2 separate regions of the Homo sapiens genome follow, and region 1 is linked to region 2. Evidence: read pairs that join two places in POLR2A ChIA-PET (ENCODE). Cell type or tissue: MCF 10A. All regions are shown on one strand. Each heading gives the region's core, and the rest is flanking DNA. Links, peaks and the distances in the headings are about the cores only.

Region 1 (10,223 bases), core at 2,066-7,065, 50 kb after region 2:
ACCTCCGCCTTCCAAAGTTCTGGGATTAGAGGCATAAGTCACCACACCCAGCCAGGAAATATTTAATAATTGTGTTGTTCATGCATCTATCCCAGAAATGAATTCAATCAAACACTGCATTATGAGCATGAATTTGTGTTACATGATTCTATTCTAGACTCGGGAAACAGCAAAGGGATGGCAACAAAAATATTTGAGTGCTACTCTTTGCTCGAAACTCTGCTTTACTTTTGCTCATTCACCATGTCTCATGAATTCCCCTGTCCTTTGATTTCTGGTTCTTTAATATTTCTGGGATTCAATCTTTCTCCCCATCCCCACTGCCTTGATTCACAACCTCCATCATCTGTCAGTAGATTTATTATAAAGCTCTCTGTTATGGGCTGAATTATATCCCCTCAACAACCTCTCCACACCTCAGAATGTGACTGTTTTGGGAGACAGGGCCTTTAAATGGGTAACTAAGGCAAAATTAGGTCATATGGCTGGGCCCTAATCCGATATGACTGATGTCCTTTTTTTTTTTTTTTTTTTTTTTTTTTTGAGACAGAGTCTCACTCTGTTGCCAGGCTGGAGTGCAGTGGTGCGATCTCGGCTCACTGCAACCTTCACCTCCTGGGTTCAAGCGATTCTCTTGCCTCAGCCTCCCGAGTAGCTGAGACTACAGGCATGCACTACCACACCCAGCTAATTTTTGTATTTTTAGTAGAGACAGGGTTTCACCATGTTGGCCAGGATGGTCTCAATCTCTTGACCTCGTGATCCACCCGCCTCAGCGTCCCAAAGTGCCGGGATTACAGGCGTGAGCCATCATGATGTCCTTATAAGAAGAAAGTAGGACACAGATGCACAGAGAGGGAAGACCATGTGAAGACAGGGAGAAACCGGCCATCTGCAAACCTAGGAAGGAGTCCTCAAAATGAAACCAATCCTTGTGACAAACGTTGATCTCACAAGTCCAGATTCCAGGATTGTGAGACAATCCACTTCTGTTGTTCAAGCTCCAGTCTGTGGCACTTAGTCATGGCAGCCCTCTTAAAATAACACAGCCTTCTGCCTGGGCTCTGTGCTTGTTCCTTTCAAGTTGGTACTTCTGAAAGTGGAATTATCTACCTCAGTCATTAGTCTGATCTTGTTACTTGACTGTTTAAAACCCTTCAATAGCACCCCCTCCTCTCCCAGTAGTGTTTTCTGCAGTAAGTTTACTGGAACATTAGTTATGTAAGATGTCCCCCGTTATGTAAGTTTGGGAACTCCACAAGTCTCCAACTTGAGGGGTCACTGAACATTTGCATATCAAAGACTCTGAGAAGTTTTACAGTCAAAAAACCCAGTTAACTTTGTTTCACCCAATGTTTGCCAAACTCAAATTTTTTTTCTTGGTATAATACACATTATATCTACTGCAGCGTGTGTTCTGTAGTACAAACTAGGAAATGCTGCCCCATGCAGTTAAATCCACACATTTGACTTGTCATGTGAAACGAGGGTCGCCAGATTTAGCAAACGAGAATACAGGATCCCCAGTTAAATTTGAATTTCAGAAAAGTCTAAAAAATTATTTGTTGTTTATCTGAAATTCGGTTCAACTGGGTGTCCTGTTTTTTATCTGGCAACCCTGTACAGGACCCTTTGTGACTGCTAGTGAACAGACTGAACCAAAATGAATTTGATAAGAATTGTTTCCCCCAGTTAACACAATAGAAAAAGATAAAGTCAAGATTGATTCTTGGCTTTCAATTGGATTCTTTCAATTTACCACCAACCCTTGTTCACTTAAAGCAGTGGCTCCCCATCCTGGCTACCCGTTAGAATTATCTGAGGAGCATTTAAAAATATCCATACCCCATCCCTAACCAATTAGAATTTGGGAGTTACTAAATGGGGAGTTAGAAAGGCAGGGCAGGGAGAGTGAGGCCAGGCAAGTGTATAGCATGCAAATTTAAGGAGGTGGCCACTCTCAGGAGCCAACCCTGCACTTGCACAGCCCTGAGAGTGAGAACCTCCTTAAATCTTATGCCCTATACACCTGTTGGCCTCACCCTAGTCAGGCCCTATTTAAAGACCTAGGTAAGCCAGCACACCTATAGTCCCTACTATGAGGAGGATGGGATTGCTTGAGTCCAGGAATCTGAATCCAGCCTAGACAAAATAAGGAGACCTATCTTTAAAAGAAAAAAAAATAAGTTAAAGAAAAAGATGTAGGTAGGTACAGGGTTGTGCAGAAGAGCTTCCAGGGGATTTCTGAGCAGTCCTGGGTCCCAGCTCTGTGTTTCATTGCTTTAGAAGGAACATCGACCTTTCCGAGCAATGAACATCAGCTCCAGCTCATAGGCATGAGTCAGGGCAGGCTTCACCAGGCCAGGTTTTCCTGAAATGTAAACTCACAGCAGGCTCTGGTTTCCTCTAGAAGACCACTCCTAAAAGGCTTTAAATGCTTAGGTTCCTTGTTCTTTTTCAGTTCAGGCTGGTGATTGAGTAGCTTCTAGTCATTGGCATCCTAAAGATTCTGTTTCACATTCAAGCATGGTTTTAAATTACTACAAGATGTAATGAAAGTATAGGTTTCACTCTTCTCTCCAAGGTTTTAAAGACTCTCACCCCTGTTCTCCTTCCTCCCTCTCTGCCTTCTGCCCTTTTCTTGCTGGTGATTTTCTGCCCCATCACTGGCAGCCTGGTCAGGAAGGCACCTCATTAATCCACCCACTGGTACAGTGTGCCCAGAACAGCCAAGGCCAACCTTGCTTGGAAGGCCAACTCTCTGAACAGTCCCTTCCTTTACTGGCCTCTAAGTTCCGTGATGTCATCAGCATTCTGCCCCTGGCTGGCGGCCAGATCCTTAACTACTGATTCCCAGATCTCTCCACGTTTTAAAATTCTAGGAAAAGAAACTGTACTTTTCCAGTGCTAAAAAAGGATGGGAATGGTTGGTGGAAGCTCCCAGCACAGCTAAAATTAACTTCTTTCTTTTGTGATAATTGAATGATTTTCAATGATGTTCTTCCTATAATAGGATTCAAAAAGTTTTCCTCAGGGGAAAATTTGGAAGAGAAAAATACAAGGGAAAGGGTTCTCTCAGACAGGGTTTGTAGCAATTTCCTTGCAATATGAAGCTCATGAAATTACATGGGTGTATCTCACTTAGCTTAATAGACATGTCCCTGTAAAGTTTCATATAAATGGAATGTTTAAAAAATTAAATCACTGTAAGTGCACAAGGAAAGATGGCTAAATAAAGGAAGCCCGGGGTGACTCACTTTATAAAGTGAATTATCTTTATGTAATGTACATCATCCTCCCCCACACACACATTGATTTATATATATATATATAATTTTGAATTTTTCAGAGGCTGGATTCTCATAAGGTAAGGGTGCCTCTTACGATGACAACTGGACTGAGGTCACAGCTGTTCTCATACTCTGAAGCTGAACTTTTTATAACGTTCTCTGGGGAGTGTGTAGATGCCAGGGTTCTGCGGGGACTTTTAAGCTCTTACACTGACCCAGACTCCTCCTGGCCTATCCCTGGAGTGATGTGGGCTCTGGAGCACCCAGGGAAATTGTCAATGACTGGACAGTGGAAGAAGTCATGGTAGACAAGCTGAGGCTAACAGTTGCCAAGTGCAACATGAAAAGCAGTGTTGTGTAGCAGTTAGAAGCATGACCTCTGTGGCCAGAAGACTACGGCCCTGCGTCTGTCCTCTAGCTGGGTGATTCTCTGAGCCTCGGTATCCTCCTCTGTAGAATGGGGATGATTACAGTGGTACCTACCTCAGGTACTACTACCTCAGGTCCTATTGCCAGGACTAAATGAAGAAGAAGACCTGGCACATAGGAAGAGCTCAAAAGATTGCTAACTACTTTTAACTTGTCTGGACATGCTCTATTAGAGTAGGAAGGAAACTATAACAAGAAAAGAAAACCAAAGATGCTACTGTCTACTGAGTGCTGCTCCATGCCAGATACATGCTGAACTCATTCATTCAATCCTCACATCACACGAACGGTCACTAATAGTATCCCCACTTCCTAGAGAAGAAAACTGCAGTTCAGAGAGGGTAAGCAATTATTCTAATGCCACACAGCAGATAAGGCACAAAGCAGATGACTTGAGGCCAGTCCTATGTGCTCTTTTCACTCTGTCTCAAGCCTGAGAAGACCAGAGCCTAAAGGTGACTTTTCAAAGATGAAGCCCTCAGACCTGGAGGGTATTTAGATTTGGAAGTAAAATGGTTCAGGAGGTGACATAAAGAAAGAAGGAGAGAGAAATTTATTCAACAAAGACTGATGGAGAGTCTAGAGTGTGCAGGTACTCCAGGTAGCAAAGGAAAATGGGGGTGACAGTCATATAAAATTACAAAGAACCCCAGCCAGTTGTTAGGATTTAGATATGAAAACTGTGCTGTTGAATTCTTAAGCAAAAAAATGACTAACTTTGAGGAAGACTTCAAAAGAGAGGTGACATTTGAAAGCTTTACAAGTATTATCTTATTTAATTCCTTAGTATTTGGTGAGATGTCCACCCCCACTGGACTTTGAGGCCAAGAGTGGGGTCTTCTTTCCCTTTGTTACCTGGAGTACCTGCAGACCCTAGACTCTCAATCAGTCTTTGTTGAATAAATTTCTCTCTCCTCCTTTCTTTATGTCACTTCTTGAACCATTTTACTTCCAAATCTAAATACCCTCCAGGTCTGAGGCCTTCATCTTTGAAAACTCACCTTTTCATCTATCACCCTGGGGCAGGAACTGCTGGTTGCCCACCTAGTATTTAAAAGGCACTTTTTAACTTTACATGGCCAGGCAGTGTGGCTGGCTAAAAGTCTCTATTTTCCAGTCTCCCTGGCAGGCAGCTATGGCCCATAAGATGGAAACAGATCATTGGGTCAGACTTCCAAAAAAGCTTCTTAAAAGGGGTATAGGCTATTTACTTGGAGTTTCTAAGCTCTTTCCTCTTCTTCCTGGTTCTTGCCTGAAATGAAGACAAGACGGCTAAGGCTCTAGCACCAACTTGTGACCTTGAGAAAGGCAAGGGGAGTCTGGTCCCTGGTGACCGTGACTTGCTGTAGCAACCTTGGACTGCCGAGCTCCAGACTTGCTTGTTTAAATGAAAGAAAAATAAACTATCTTACTTAAGCCTGTGTTATTTTTGGCAATTGTTATTAGCATCTGACCCAATCCCTAACTGGCATAAGCTCCTGAGGCCATTAGGCAGAGGTGCTGGGTTCCCACTACCCTACACTGTTGGGGCAAGCCTGTGGCTCCAGGGCACCCGAAGAGCCTAGAGTGTTTCCTTTAAATTGCAATTCCTTTTTTGTCAACTGTTTAGGCCCTGGCATCAAGCACACAGCCTGGTACTCAGTAGCACTCAATAATGTATGTTGAAAGAATACAATGAATAACTGCCGCTCGACCATTTCCCCAAGGAGCTGTTTTTCTGAGGGGTTTAGAATCATGCCTTCTCGGATTTCCACAGGACAGCATCAGTACGAAGCTTGTGGGACATCCAAAGTGCTTTGAGATATTTAAAAAGTAAAGAATAAATCGGAAATGATAAACATTTAAACAATGAAGATATACATAAAGCCTCATTTAAGTAGTATGTTTTAAAAGGTGAAGCAAAATTGTGTATTTTTTGTAGATTTTAAAAATATAATTAAATGGGATGAAAGTAAGAGCTGCTATCCCAAATCCCTGTTTTTAAAAAATTATTTTTGAGTGATTGCAAAATAACAAATATAACTTTGTAAAAGAATCGAAATTATTTAGAAAGGTTAAATATTGAAAGCCCTTTCATAACTACTGCTATGGAACAGTTTGGTAAATATCCTTTTAACTCTTCCTGTACATAAAAATCATGCAAATAGATGCGTATAAACATAAGCTCATGATGTGTATATTATTTTGCAACCTTTGCTTTTTTCACTTAACATCCTATCTTGGGCATTTCCCCACGTCTGTGCATTTAGATTAACCTGGTTCTCTGTAAGGTAATAGAGCATCCTTTATCCCAATACCCTCCTTTAATATAAATCTGTTTGGATGTAATTTTGACCTTGCTCTCTAAAGAGTCATCATGTTTACCTGAGGAGGTTGATGAGAAAGACATCAGAGATTAACTGTCACCCCTAACTAAAGTGAGCTGGGCCCTGCAGTAGTCAGACAGGCTGGCAGATGTCTAGATTGAGAAATAAAAATATCCCAGGATCAAGATTTTGTGGATAGAAAGCCATGAAGCTCAGAGTTAGGAACAAACAACTTGGGCCCATCAAGATAATGGACATGCTTCTAGAATCCCTGACAATTCCTGCCAGCGGCAGGCATTGATCACCTGAGAAGCAGGTATCATTCCCCAGTCCTGTAGGAGACAGTCTCTTCTTGACTGGCCTTCTCATAGGGCACTGAGCCTCTGGAGTGCTGAGCACTGGCTTTTCAGCTTCTGGGTACTGGGGAGGAAGTGGTCAAAAACCCAGGGGGAAAAGAAAAAAACCTCTGCCCTGGGGAAGTTGAGGCTCTACGTGTGGAGATGAATTATGTGAACCCCACTCCCACCACGGCCAAACCCCGTAAATCACCCCAGTCAGCTACCATCACTGGAGCTCCCTTTGTAAATGTTGACAGCAGCTGCTATCAACTTGGGCAGCCAACTGGGCTCAGCCAAGAAGCCTTTGGGGAAGATGTGGGTTAATCATCAAGCAAGGCTTTAAAAGCGGACGGAGGCCAGAGGCCAGACCCCCGCTGGTGCAGATGCACAGACCTGTGACAGAGGTGCAGGCTGTGGGGCGGCGTGGAGGCGGGAGGTGGTGGGGGGATCAACAAGATTAGCTCAGGCAGGGAGAAGAGTCTGAGGGGGAATGTAAGAAGCACAGGAAATGAGTGCAAGCAGGAGGGGCTTTCGAACTGTGTTGAGATTGACTTGGATAGATTAGCAGTGGGGAGCAGCTGTGGCTTGGGCAGAGGCACCTCTGAGGCCAGCCAGGCAGGCCACAGCTGCACCTGCTGGGCCCCTTCCTGCCATGCACCTATAAGGAAGCAGCTCCACCAGGAACCCCACCAGCCTCTGTCTTGTGCCAGTTGGGTAATGTGCACCCGGATGCATCCAGTATTATTGTTTCATTGGCAAAGCAGTTCAGGATTTTCTAGCTGACCAGTTGGCCCAATTAGGATTTCTCCCTCACAGATAGCAAAAAAGTTGGGCCTGCCTTCCAGTCCACTTTGCCAATCCTCCTGCTAGAGAACTGAAGTCAGTCCTCCAGTCCTCCTGCTAGAGAACTGAAGTCAGACAATGTTGGGTTTATGGACTAGTTGCAATGAGGAATAACACACAGATAGCACGGGGAGCCATGGGGCAGCTCAGTAAGAGGATGTGATAAAGGACTTCTTGTAGGATTTGGGCTTAGGTGATACTGGGGAGGATTCAGGGAAGTGGGAGATTGCTCTGGATTTTGGATGTTATCAGGAAGCAGAGGTAATTCTAGGACTGGGTATCTTAATAATTCTTACCTAGAAGGCAGAAGGAATGAGATGAGGCTAAAGGTGTAATTAATAAAGAAGCAGAAGTTGCTCATATTAGCCAGGAAAGGAGCATCTTTGGTCATTCTTGTGGTTCGGACAATGTTCTTATTTTTGTCTGGGTCTAGACATGATTATGGGATCATCTTGTTTTCTTTTGCTCCATTACAGTCACAGAGCGGCTGTATCTGATGTTGGTGTTCTATGGAAATTATGTTCAACAGGAGCACACCATGGCCCAGATGTGAGCGCCAGGCTTATGTCTAAAGGCAGCCAGGAATCCTGCAGAGAAAAGATTCTGATGGTTCTCAGCATTCCTATCTAAGCAGAAGCTCCTCTTGCAGGGCTAGAGATGATGCCGGAAGAAAGCAGGTGCTCCTGTTGGAAGGCTGCCTCAGGTCTATTCATCCATTCAACAAATACTTTTTGAATGGGAAACATACTCAGGCACTTGGGACAGAGCCGTGACATGGATAGTTCTCATGGGTATACATTTTATTGAGGGACACAGACAACATGAGTGAACAACACTGGGGCCTGTTGGGGGATGGGGTGGGGGGAGGGAGAGTATTAGAAAAGATGGCTAATGTATGCTGGGCTTAATACCTAGGTGATGAGTCGACAGGTGCAATAAACCACTATGGCGCATGTTTACCTGTGTAACAAACCTGCACATCCTGCACATGTACCCCAGAACTAAAAATTAAAAAATATATTTAAAAATAAAGTCACGGGTATTACCGGGCATTATAAAGACAATAAAAGTAGTTGTCAGAGAATGACTGGGGGACACTTTGGAGAGGTGGTCAGGTAAATGCTCTCTGAGGAGGTGATCAGAAGGTTCCCTGTGAGATTCTAAGGTGAGACTAGCAGCAGGAAGAAGGCAGGAACATCTGCAGTGTGGTAACTGAGGGAGAGATGGGCTGAGATGAGGCTAGAAAGGTGGGCTGTGTTAGGGGGTTTGGGGTTTACTCCCCATGCCCTGGGAGGCCACTGGAAGACTTTAGCGAGAAGAACAGCAGGCCCCACATCTCCCTGTGAAACAGCAGAGGCTTGCAGCATACTGGCCTCTCAGCATCCCAAGACCTGTTCCTGACCTGCCCCAGCCCCTCCCTCCAGGCCTGGGGTTTTGGGTGTACGGGAAATAGTCTGACTGTCTCCTACTCTGCTGAGGTCAGTCATTGTTCAGAGTGGTGTATTAGTTCCCTATTTCTGCTGTAACAAATTACCACAACTTAGTAGCTTAAAGCAACACAAATGTACTACCTTATAGTTCTGGAACTCAGAAATCCTAGCATCAAGATGTCTGCGGGGCCTTTGCCTCCCAGAGGCTGCAGGGAAGTACCTGTTTCCTTGCCTTTCCCAGCTTCTAGAGGCTACCTCCATCCCTTGGCTTGTGGCTCCTTCCTCCACCTTCAAAGCTGGTGGCATAGCATCTTCAAAGCTCGCCCACTGTCTCTCTGACTATGACCCCTGCTTCCATCATCATAGCTCATTCCCCGACTCTGACCCACCTGCCTCCCTCTTATAAGAACCCCTGTGATTACACCAACCCCACCCAGATAATTCAGGATAATCTCTCTATCTCAAGGCTCTTAAATTAGCCACATCTTCAAAGTCCCTTTTGCCATGTAAGGTAACATATTCACAGGTTTTGGGAGTTAGGAGTTAAACATCTTTGGGGAGCCATTCTGTCTACCACAGGTAGTCACCTGGACAGCAGAGAACCGAAATTTATCTTGAGCCATTCTACTAATGATATGTGTCATTTAGCCACTGGAAACCTACTCACTTATCTGTAAAAATGAGATGAGTACTTGCCCCACCTACCTCAGAAAGTTATTGTATCACATGAATTAACATAGCACATCTGGAAAAAAAGAAATGCTGTAAAATATAAGGAATAAATATGATGTGTTATGGAGTCTGCCAAACATAGGTACCAAGGGCATGTTATATATTAACATAAAATACTGAAATTGAAAGAACCAGGTTTGAGTCCTGCTCTTAAAAATACTTGCTGTGTGACCTTGGACAAGTAACTTAAAAAGTATTTGGGTTTTGTGTGTAAAATTTGGAAAACGCTATCTTCTCACAATAGTATTGTGAAGTTAAAATCAAGTAATATAGGCTGGGGTGCTGTGTGAAATGCTACACAAATGTTCTTTATTGAATATTTCATGGACAAGTGCCCAAATACTTCTTCCTAGATAGATGCTTAATGAATCCAAGTAACGGGGTGGTACCTATCAGACCAATGCCAACTGGTTTGGAATCTCCACTGTATACAGTGAGTGAGAAATGAAAAGAAGATAGTAAACCGGGGGTCACTCCCATTCCCTCCCCGCTCAGTTACTGAGGGGTTACAGAGCAGGAGGAAGAGCCTGCAGCATCTAAAATGGTTGGTTAGTCAGAAAAATGCAGAAAAATGCAAAAATACTGAGAATATAGAATCTTCCTGCAATAAAGAGGTTTAGATTGAGGCAGACTTTCTCCAGAAGAAGCATCTGTAGTCATATTTAAGACATTCAAATAAATTGCTCAAGAACAGCCTTGTTTATTCAGCGCCTATCATGTAACTTGAGCAGAAATGGGCAGGAAATATGTGCCTTCTGAGTGTGAGCTATAGACCCACGGACATATTAATTTATTCAGCATACCATTTTTGAGCACCTAACAATGTGATAGACACTCTCCTGCTTCTGGGGATAC
Region 2 (10,223 bases), core at 3,322-8,321:
ATGGCCCAGCACCTGGCTTTTTGTAAAAAAGCATGCCAGCCTTCTGTGGCCTGCAACAGCCACCTTCATCATACTAATGGTTTTCCATGCTCCACATATTTAGTCCAATTACTGTAGCTGATTTAGTAGTTTTAATATTTAGATGAAGGACCCCACAGTTCATAATTCAAATTAAAATACTGGTTCAAGCCATAAAAAAAATGCCTGTTATCAGCATTGGTGTATAAAGGTCACTAGGCTTGGTACCATGAAGGGTAGGAAATAAAAGTCAGTCTATGCCTCAATAAATTTTTATATTCTCTAATATAAACACTGGATTAGCAATCCAGATCAGTGTTTCTCTGATAGATACCCTATGCCTTTTGAATCTAGGTCTAGTAGAAATCTTAAGAGGCCACATCACCATTTGAGTTGGACATTCCTAATTTTTTGTCTTTACATTTTTAGAAGTCCTCAACCTCATTCTCGTGTTTCAGAGTCCTCTTGAGAGAATGCTTTCCAACTAAATCTGAAACTAGGTATCATCCCCTTAGCCTAGAACCTAGGACAAGTACTAAGCAAGGTTAAGATTCCTATGGAATTTTTAAGACTTGTTTCTTTTTAACCGGGTGAGCTCAGTTACTTCAAGCTATATCTTTTATGTAAATATGGATATTTTTGGTAACGAGCAGATACACTGTCCAGTAATAGCCTCATGGTCTTTCCTCCAAGAGGAAACAGCCTCTGGTGCCTAAGGAGAATCGCATCCAGTGGAGACTGAGTTGTTCTCTCTCCTTGCAGGTTCACTTTTGGGAAGCTACAAGTCCCTTCACTTCTCTTTATTTCAGCTCCTTTCTCATGCCAGCTGCTCCACTGATGGAGGCAGCAGCTGCGATTGTTACATATCATGCGTCTAGCACTCATTTTCCTAAATAACACTCGACGCTCTCTCTGGGTATCTTCCACATAGGAAGGAGCAGGGGCTCTGGGCTCACAGTGCCGGGCCTGCCTCCCAGTCCTGTTACCTTCTGGCTGAGTGGCCTTGGTGAGCCTCTGTGCCTCTCTGAATCTCAGTGTCCTTGCTTGTAAAATAGAGGTAATAAAATCCATACCATAGGGTGATTGTCCAGATTATATGAAATAATATAGGTAAACTTCCCGGGCACATAATAAGCATTCTGTTTTTTCCTCCTTCAAGGCATGTACCTTCAATGTAATTTTCTTAAAAACACTTAAATGTTGTCAGATAAAATTACTAAAAAAAAAAAAATCACTAAGAGGATTTCTGGGATTTTTTTTTTTTTTTTGTGCATTTTACTCTCCATGCCTAAAAACAAGAAGCTTAAATGGTATAGATGAAAACATTCAGCTAGTCTTTGCAGGGGACTGAGACATTTAAATAGAAATGTGATCAAAGAGAAAAAAGAAATGTTCAGAGCACTCAAGACTTGAGGAGACACACTGAGGAGGGAAAGGCATCAGAATTGGGTTGGTTAAGAACCTGCCTCCAGAGCAGAGCTGCCTGGGGGCAGATCTTGGCTCTTTGACTAATAGGCTGTGTGACCTTGGGCAAATGGCATAATTCTTGCATGCCTTAGTTTCCTCTCCATTTCCTTGGGCAAATGGCCTAATTCTTCCATGCCTCAGCAGGTGGGGTGTACAACCCACAGGGCTACTGCGTGGTTGGCATGAGATAACATGTGTGGGTGCCTGAAGCAGTGCTTGGCACAGGGTACGTGCCCAGGAAGTGTCCTGCACTATTACTGCTGAGAGCTGCATGCATGAAATGATTTTTTTACACTCTGCCCTTATCTCTGAAAAAGTATTTGTCATATTAGGAGGAGGGTTCGAGATAGCAAGGTGTGCTATGCCAACCACTCAGGCTGCTTTCTGGCTCTAATTGCAACTTGATTTAATTAGGCCAATATAGTTATTTTACTACCAGAAGAAAACTTAGAGATTGTCCCTTCCAACCCCCTCGTTTTATAGATGAGGAAACCATGAGGTACTGAGAAATTGTGACTCATCAAAGGCCATTTAACACATTACTTAAATCAATTGGGGCCTTTGTGCACTGCTGATGAGGATGTAAAATGGTGTGGATAATGGTATGGTGGGAGGTTCTTCAGAAAATTAAGCAGAATTACCATATGATCTAGCACTTCTACTTCTGGATATTTACCCAAAAGAATTGAAAGTGGGAACTCTAATAGATATTTGTACACCCATGTCCATAGCAGCATTACGTACAATAGCCCGAAGGTGGAAGCAACCCATGTGTCCATCAACAGATGAATAGATAAGTAAGATGTGGTACGTGCACTCTGAACAAGCATTCATTTGGCTGCACAGGGCCAGATCAAGGTATACTGTGTTCTTTACCAATATTGACTTGACGCCTTTTTCCAGAATTTTGTGTCCACCTAAGATCAGGCTTTCTGGGAGCTTGGTGACTTCAAGAGTTCCTCATGTGAATAGTTGAATCCATTGGATGGTGTTTTGCATAGTTCTAAAAACAGTAGGGAAATCATGAGTGCTAAGTTTTGAACTGTAATTATTTGTCTTTGCCCTTAATTTTATAGAGCTTTGTGATCATTAGAGGCATAAACACAGAATTGTAGAGCTGGAAATAGTTTAAAAATATTTTGTCCACATTTCCTCATCTGTAGATGAGGAAACGGGCCCAGAGAGATGAAGGGACTTTACATGTTAGAATGGAAAGAACACACCCTAGACCTCATGTGACTTCTGCCACTGATTTTCAGTCTATAAAGGTGTGATAATAACACCTATAGTGCCCGCTTCAAATAAGGCAGTATACATGAAAGTGTTTTCCAAGTGGAATGCACGATACAAGAGTAAGTGATTAGTATTGCTAACTTGTGAGTAGTAATTTCACAACACACTTAGAGATGTCATTATCCTCATCTTCTCCTTGAACAGTTCAGCAACATCATCAAGGTTATTAAGTGCTTAATTTTACACAAGGCTGTGGTAGGCTTTTATTCCTAAGGAAATTGTATTTTTGTTTTTCCAGGAGCTTTTAAATCTTGACCAAAGACATATAGGTGGGGTGTAAATAGCCAAATAGATATTGATCTGTTTATTTATATAATAGGCTTATATCAATGCATATGTGCATAGCAGGCATGGGTTCTGCAATACTCAGGTTCTGTGCGAGGTGCCAGGAATTCAGTGATGAGTGAGGCAAACATGATCCTGCTCTTGTGGAATTTACAGTCCAGTTGGGGTGGGGAGGGAGAAAGAAATTTTAAAGAGAAATTAAACATTAACTATATACTTACAATTTAATGAGAAAAAAATAAAATCCAAGGTTCTTTGAAAGCATTTATTTAACAGGCAGATCTAACATGACCTGGGCCACCAAAGGAGGCCATCTGGAGGAGATGACATTTAATAAAGGCTGAAGAGAAATGAGGCTTGAAAGTGTGCAGAGGTCTTGAGAAAGGAGCAGTCCATTTGAGTAGCTCAATGGCAGGCGGGTTGGAGTGTGATGAGCAAAGGGGTGGGGCAGTGAGAGCTTCAGGTGAGGAGGCTGAGGGAACAGTGAGAGCCCAAAGGACATCCTAGGTCACGCGAAGGAGTCTACACTTTATCTGAAGTGCCAACGTAAGTCTTTGAAGAATTCCAAGCAAGCATGAGTGATGCAATCACTACTTCATGTGTAAAAGATCACCCTGGCTATTGTATAAGGAGTGGACCAACAGACTGGAGTATTTGCTGATTAAGTGACTTCTAGGATTTCTTTCAAATTAATCCAGGAGTTGTGGGGAGAAACAGATGAAACAATATTGGGCATGTGTCAGTAACCATCAAGGCTGAGTGATGAGTACATGAGGGTCTGTGTTACTGTCGTCTAAAATTTCCACATGGAAAAGTTGTTAAAACCACCATATAAATGAATATCTTTTATAAACAAGCTCAGCGTGTGTGTATGAAGAAACATTTCTAGCCTGTATAGAAAAAGTGATCTCCATCTTCACAAATGAAGGGAAATGGTTTACAATACAAATATACAGAAAGAGCTAATGATGTGAGCCACATACAAGCTCCCCTGTGGATCCTGGCCACATCTCTTAAATCCAGTCTCGGGTTCCTGGCCTGGGAGTCTATGTCACCCTCATGATTTTTTGCCACAGACAAAATTAACCAGTGGTTTTAGCACAACTCATTTCTTCAGCATACCTGAAGAGTATCTATGCCTTCTCAAGAAGTGTCCTTCAACCTCCAGGGTAGTAATGAAGGGTACCCCAAAGAAGCATTTTTAACAGAAAAGAGACCAGAGAAGGAGAGAATCCTCACTGTTGGACTTTGCCCCATGCTGCCTCCTTGGGACCCTGGGAGATCCTTTCCCGGCCTGCTGGATCTGCCCTTTCCCCCTGAGAGGCAGGAAGAGCTGAGATCTCCAAGCCAGACCTTCACAGTGCCTCTCTCTACAGTCTTAGTGTGGGAGGGGCATCTTTCCATGGCTTCCTGAGATGGAGATTTATTTAAGAAGGAAAGCTTGTTGAATTCCCTCTTACCTTTTTAAATGAAAGGTATTATTATTATTCTATATCTGGGGAAACTGGTCAGACACCTGTTTATGTTACATGCCATAGAGTTACAGATGTTAAAGACCTCAGGGCTTCATCTGGCGTGATGTCAGCGAGGGCCTACATTCAGGGTTGGGGAGGGTGTGTACTGTCCAGCATTCCTCTAAAAGTGTGTGACTGGCAAGGCAGGCTCCAGCATCTTCTGACCACTAATCTAATATTACTGTCCCCACAGGCCCTCCCTGTCATCACCTTTACCACTGCCCTCTCCACCCGCAACACCCCCGAGGTTGTGGACTTGTGAGTTCTTTGTGTATAGCTGTTCAAACATTTCCTATAGACGTGGGTAGTGGACAAAGGACTTGCTTGTGAGAACTTTTCCCATGGAGTGCAGAATCAGTGGGTGCGGGGGTAGCTTGAGCACACTTAGTTTTTAGCCCAGGATTTCTACTTGAAAAGAATTCCCCAAATCATTAACCAGTAATCGCACATCTAAAAGTAACTTTATATGCACCCAAATAGGCACACTGGGAAGACTATTTTTCTTGCTTCCCCTTCTGTCTTTCTCATCTTTGCTTCAAATGTTTCTGCTCAATACTTAACGTGTGCTTGCCTCAAAAGCAGCCTGACCTGCGACTCGCAGAGAATGGAGTATTCACACTGGCAGGATCCTCAGAAATTAACACAAAAAAGGCATATGACGATGACACACACATTTGTGTAAAGAAAAAATAAAAGGCATTCCAGCTGTTATTTCTTAATTTTTTTTAACTTGGTTTGGGAATATATACTACCTGTTTTCTGGTGTCAACATGCCATCAGGTTTCTTAGGCTGACTAAATCATCCCAAAATGCTGATAATGATGAGACAAAAGAAAGTCTATCATTTTTTTAGGGCTTCTGAGGTTCCACTGAGTTTTGCCCTCATCTAGGTCCAGAAGGGCTTAGGGAAGTCCCAGGCGAGTCAGCAGAGCTCAGGAAGCTGAAGCCTTGTCTCAGAGGTTAGTGCTCCTTTGCTGAATCATCTCCAGCAAGAAATCACGTGACTCAGGGTCTACTCAGGTGAAGTCGGCACCCTTGTCTTTGAGCTCACACAGGTGGCTGAGCTAAATAAGTGCTGAAAGGAGCTGGGTGCACTCTCCTGAGTCACCTTTGTTGACTCTGGAAGCACTGTAAACTTGGCATCAGAAGGAGATTATAAAGTGCTTTTGTTCCTAAGCTTTATAAAGTGTGTGTGTATGCATGTGGGTTTCTCTGTCATCCAGCCTCTCAGATTTCATCATCCGAGCATTGTCTGCAGGAATCCTGTTTGCCTGTACGCACAAAGGAGGGAGAACCACAGTTAATTCGGGGATCCTCTTTTAGCCCTGAGTGTGTCCCACATCTGTCACCAGGCAGTGAATTCCAGGAGCATTGACTGTCTTCCTGTTCATTTCCCTACTCCCCTCCTGGGAGAGGCTGGAATGTTCAAGGAAGCCAGCAAAGGTGGTCAGCCAGGAGAAGGCTGGGGAAGAGGAGGGAAAAATGGGACCCGAGTAACGCAGAGGATCCAACCCCAGATCATTAGGGCTGGTTTTTCAAACACTGTTAGGGGAAATCCAAAGAAAGTTATCAAAAGATCCTTGAGTAAGAGGAGTGGTTAACATGCAACCTGGCAGACTGTTGCCAGGACTGGAATACCTGTCTGAGGAAAGGAAGGTGCCCCACAGGCCTCTTACCAAAACCCCTAGTGAGGTTAACACCCTTCAGAAAAGGAACCGTTTGCTCACAGATCAAGGCCAGTGTCTGCAGAAAACAGAAAAACACTGCTCTTCCCAGAGATTTTGTATTTGGGTCTTTTTAAGTCATATAATTTTACTAAAGTTCTTGATCTCTACTTCTTTTTCCCTCATTAAATTGTAAGTTTCCTAAGGTTGGAAGTCCTTACATTTTGATAGCAGTGTAAAGGATTTTTTAAAATGTATTTTTAATAGAGTACTCATGCTGCATGTCTCATTTATCTCCATCCCTGCCAGGAAGATAAAGATGTCAAAGCTTTTGTAAAATGACCACGGAAACTTTTCCTGTGTGGAGATTTGCTAACCGGTGTCTGTGGGTCAGAAAAGCTTTTTGTTTCGAGTTAGAAAAACTCTTGTCAACAAAAGTATTTGACTTTGTTGTTTTTTGTTTGTTTGTCCTTGCCAACTATCAAAGGTCAGTAATTTGGGGCAGTTGATCATTAGATTTGGTTTGGATGCCAAAGATAATGCGCATCCAGGATAAAGAAGGGTACTGGCCTTGATTTCATCAGAGGAGGATAAAGGACATTGTATAGTCCCCACTAGAGAATCTTTGTTCAGCACTCACTTCTCTTCAGTAGCTACATTTGGGGAATCATACCTGGAAAAAAGTAGTTCGTATAGCTTGGGCATGTAGGGTAGCAGCAGCTTTTTCTTAACACTTGGAAGTCATTGGAGAGCATTGAAATCCGCCCCATCAGTCAGAGCTGCTTGAGACTGGTTTGTCAGGAATAGAAGCATGTTGTCTAACAACGGGCATTGGCACAACTGCATGACCTTGGGTTTCCATCTCCGAGACTTGCCTCTAACCTTTACCTACGGTTAATCAACATTGTCCCATGACCAGAAAGAAGATACAAGGAAGCAATAATGATTATAAAACCCAGGAAAGGCAGGGTGTTGGGAGCCTTGGAAAGGAATTGAGTATGTGCTTATGAAGGGCTGCTGGATTCCAGTCACAGACAGCATGGAAAACACAGCCAGCAAACCCACCACGGATTTGAGCACTGCCCCTGCCCGCTAGAGGAACAGTATAGGGCATTTAGTGTACTGAGTTTCATCGAGAGAAAATAAAGTACACTGTGTAGTGTGTCTCTGGAGATATCGCACAGAATATTCTGATGCTGGTCAGTTACAACCTGCCAGGTAAGGCACTGACCCACCGGCATTCTCAAATATACCCACATGCCCACTTCCTCCATCACTGGCTCAGGGAGATCAGCTTGAGCAAGTTTATTTCACTTTATTTTTAATAAAGAAAAGCCCATTTCAGACTCAAGGAAAACAAAGCATCTGTAGCTGAGGGAAGGACAATCTTCAAAATGCCAGCTTTTTTTTTTTCCTCCCAGAGTTTTTAGTGATAAATGCAAAAATAGAAGAAAGAAAAGAGTCCCTTGATATGGGCACAGACTGTGGAGGCCACTGGTGTGGCCACCCACCCACCTGACGCCGGACAGGCCAGTCCGGCTCTGCTTCACGTGTTTTCAATGACACAATGCTGTTCCTGCCAGGGAGCACTCTCATCACTTAATGGTACTGAGTATTACAACCACATTACGTGTTTTAGTTTTTCTTATGATGTATTTAGATATGCTGCCTTTAACTTCCACTCCCTGAACTTATTTCTCCCTGAAATTATTTCTCATCTAATCCCTCTTCTGGCCGACAGCTCTTTGAGTATTTGAAAATTTTAAGTGTCCTTCTATCTTTTCCAGCAAAAAGACCCTCAGTAGTTTGAAATAAAACCAGGTGTCAGGCTGAAGGATGCCTCGGATTTTTTCCAGCCCTATTACTTTTCTTTCCCTTCACTTACCACCTGCACTGTATGTACTTCTCAGCCCTTCTCCTTCCATAGAATCAGAGGAAAAAGAATGTCACATGAGCCAGCAAAGAAGTACAACACAAGGAAACACACAGAGTGCGTGAATTCTCATCAGATGAAGTCCTGAGTGTCATTTATTAGGTGAAAGTAAAGTAAACTGTGTAATGATTCTCCTCACCTGTCGGTCCAAGTATCTTAACCCAGAATCCAAATAAGAAGATTGGTAGCCTCAAGGGGAAGTCTAGCGTAGGGACTGAGAGCAAAGGCCTGAGTTCAAATCCTGACTGTAGCACTCCCAAACTGTGTGACAGGTTACAGATGGGTCTGTTTCTCAGTTTCCTAATCTTTAAATTAGGAATAATAACCACAGTTGCTTTAAGGATTATATCCAATGAATTTGGAACACTTAATGCCTATGCAACAAAGGAGTATGCAGCATACATATATGGTAGTAATGGCTACCACTTCTTAAGCTGTAACTTGTATCAAACGGTATCATTCTCTACTCTCTCCACTCCTGCAGCTTCCCCCTTCTCAAACCAGTCTGGATACCTGGCAGGGTGGTCCATTGCCATGAGTGTGCAGGTAACTAGTTCCAGCCCTCCCCAGCAAATTCCATCCAGATCCAATCTTAGCAGGATAGAGCACCTCTCCTTCTCTTGGCTCGTCCAGTATTCCATAGCAGCACCATTCGGTATAAGAACCTAGACTTGGGAAGATTACAGTTTGTTTCCCCAGAGAGATTCAGGAAGTCTGTTGTCTGTCCTTTCCACCCTACCAAGCCCCATCCCACCCCCAGTGGACTGTCATCAGCCCCATCTTGCATTTAAATGTCTGTCACTGCCTTCTCCTATGGAAAAGTGACTTATCAATGCCAGGTCCAAGCCTGGTGTCTCTCCCATACTGTGCAGCCACATCCCTGCATGACCACTGCCCTGAGCTGGAGGGTGCTGCTAGCACGGGGTGTCTCCAGATCTCCCCAACAGCTGGCAGGAGGGGTATAAAAGGAGAAGGTTGGTCTTCATAACTGGGTCAGAATCTGCGTGTGCCAGCAGCATCCTTCAGACAGACACGCGCCTGCAACACGCATGCGTGGTGTGCTTCTCGTCAGCCCCAGGTGGCCATTAGGGTCTATGGTCATGGCGAGGTTGGGCGTCATGGCTGTGAACCGCACTCTATTCTGTGTCCTGTGCTCTTTCTCTGCCCTTTCTCCCCAGGACCCTCTCTAGAGCCATTAAATGCCTTTTCCCCATTTAGGATCATCGCTCTGGAATATTGGCAGGAAGGTTCTGTGGCATAGTTTCCTTGCCTTCTAACTTGCCAGCATTAGCTGCTAACTCTCTCTCTGCCCTTTGTTTAAGGTCTGAAATTGAATGAATGGAGAAGGTCATTTTGTTTGCCCAACAGCCACATCCAACCATTAGGCAGAAAATACAGTGTTCTCTGGCTCCTGGAAGAAAATCTTATTAGACTAATTGCTTTATTTATATAACTTGTCCTCTTCCTATGAAATCAGACAGATTTTGAAAGAGGAAAAAAATACTTGTGGCCATTACTTATATTTTAGTGAGTAAAGTACATTTGGGCCCAGTTATTTCAAGACTCATAATGACACAGCGTTAAACTCTATAATCTGGAACATCCAACAACTCAAAACTGAAGCTGCCTCCTGTGTGCCCACAAGATGTGATAAGCACCATACCTGACACCAGATTTGCAAAGAAGCTGCTCCACTGCACCCATCTTGCTGCATTTAGTTTCTCTGTCCTATTGTTAATGCAGATATAGTTGCACATTAAAACCTATTGTTTGTAGGCCGGGCGTGGTGGCTCACACCTGTAATCCCAGCACTTTGGGAGGCCGAGGCAGGCGGATCACTTGAGGTCAGGAGTTCAAAACCAGGCTGGCCAACATGGTGAAACCCCGTCTCTACTAAAAATACAAAAATTAGTCGGGCGTGGTGGTGCACACCTGTAATCCCAGCTACTCGGGAGGCTGAGGAAGGAGAATTGCTTGAACCTGGGAGGGGGAGGTTGCAGTGAGCCAAAATTGTGCACCATTGCACTCCAGCCTAGACAGCAAGAGCGA

Evidence for each region. Peaks named below come from ENCODE experiments on the same cell type or tissue, not always from the same donor. Only the 100,000 strongest peaks of a DNase experiment are listed, where the experiment ranks them.
Region 1: POLR2A ChIA-PET joins it to region 2 with 6 read pairs; 7 of 35 experiments call an interaction of 5 or more read pairs at or near these places.

The regions. Positions count from the first base shown.
Region 1 is chr14:61,583,456-61,593,678 of GRCh38, forward strand. All of the region lies in intron 1 of LINC03033 (long intergenic non-protein coding RNA 3033), which reads left to right. Among named protein-coding and RNA genes, the nearest start is that of LINC01303, 18 kb to the left of the region's middle. In MCF 10A, for the core only: no CTCF peak of the experiment used is centred there; DNase peaks (open chromatin) are centred at 2,786, 3,226 and 5,176.
Region 2 is chr14:61,532,059-61,542,281 of GRCh38, forward strand. All of the region lies in intron 12 of PRKCH (protein kinase C eta), which reads left to right. PRKCH-AS2 (PRKCH antisense RNA 2) reads right to left here. Exons shown (of 3, transcript NR_188139.1): 3 at 3,315-5,848. Among named protein-coding and RNA genes, the nearest start is that of PRKCH-AS2, 8.3 kb to the right of the region's middle. RefSeq lists an enhancer at 5,241-6,440. In MCF 10A, for the core only: no CTCF peak of the experiment used is centred there; a DNase peak (open chromatin) is centred at 5,673.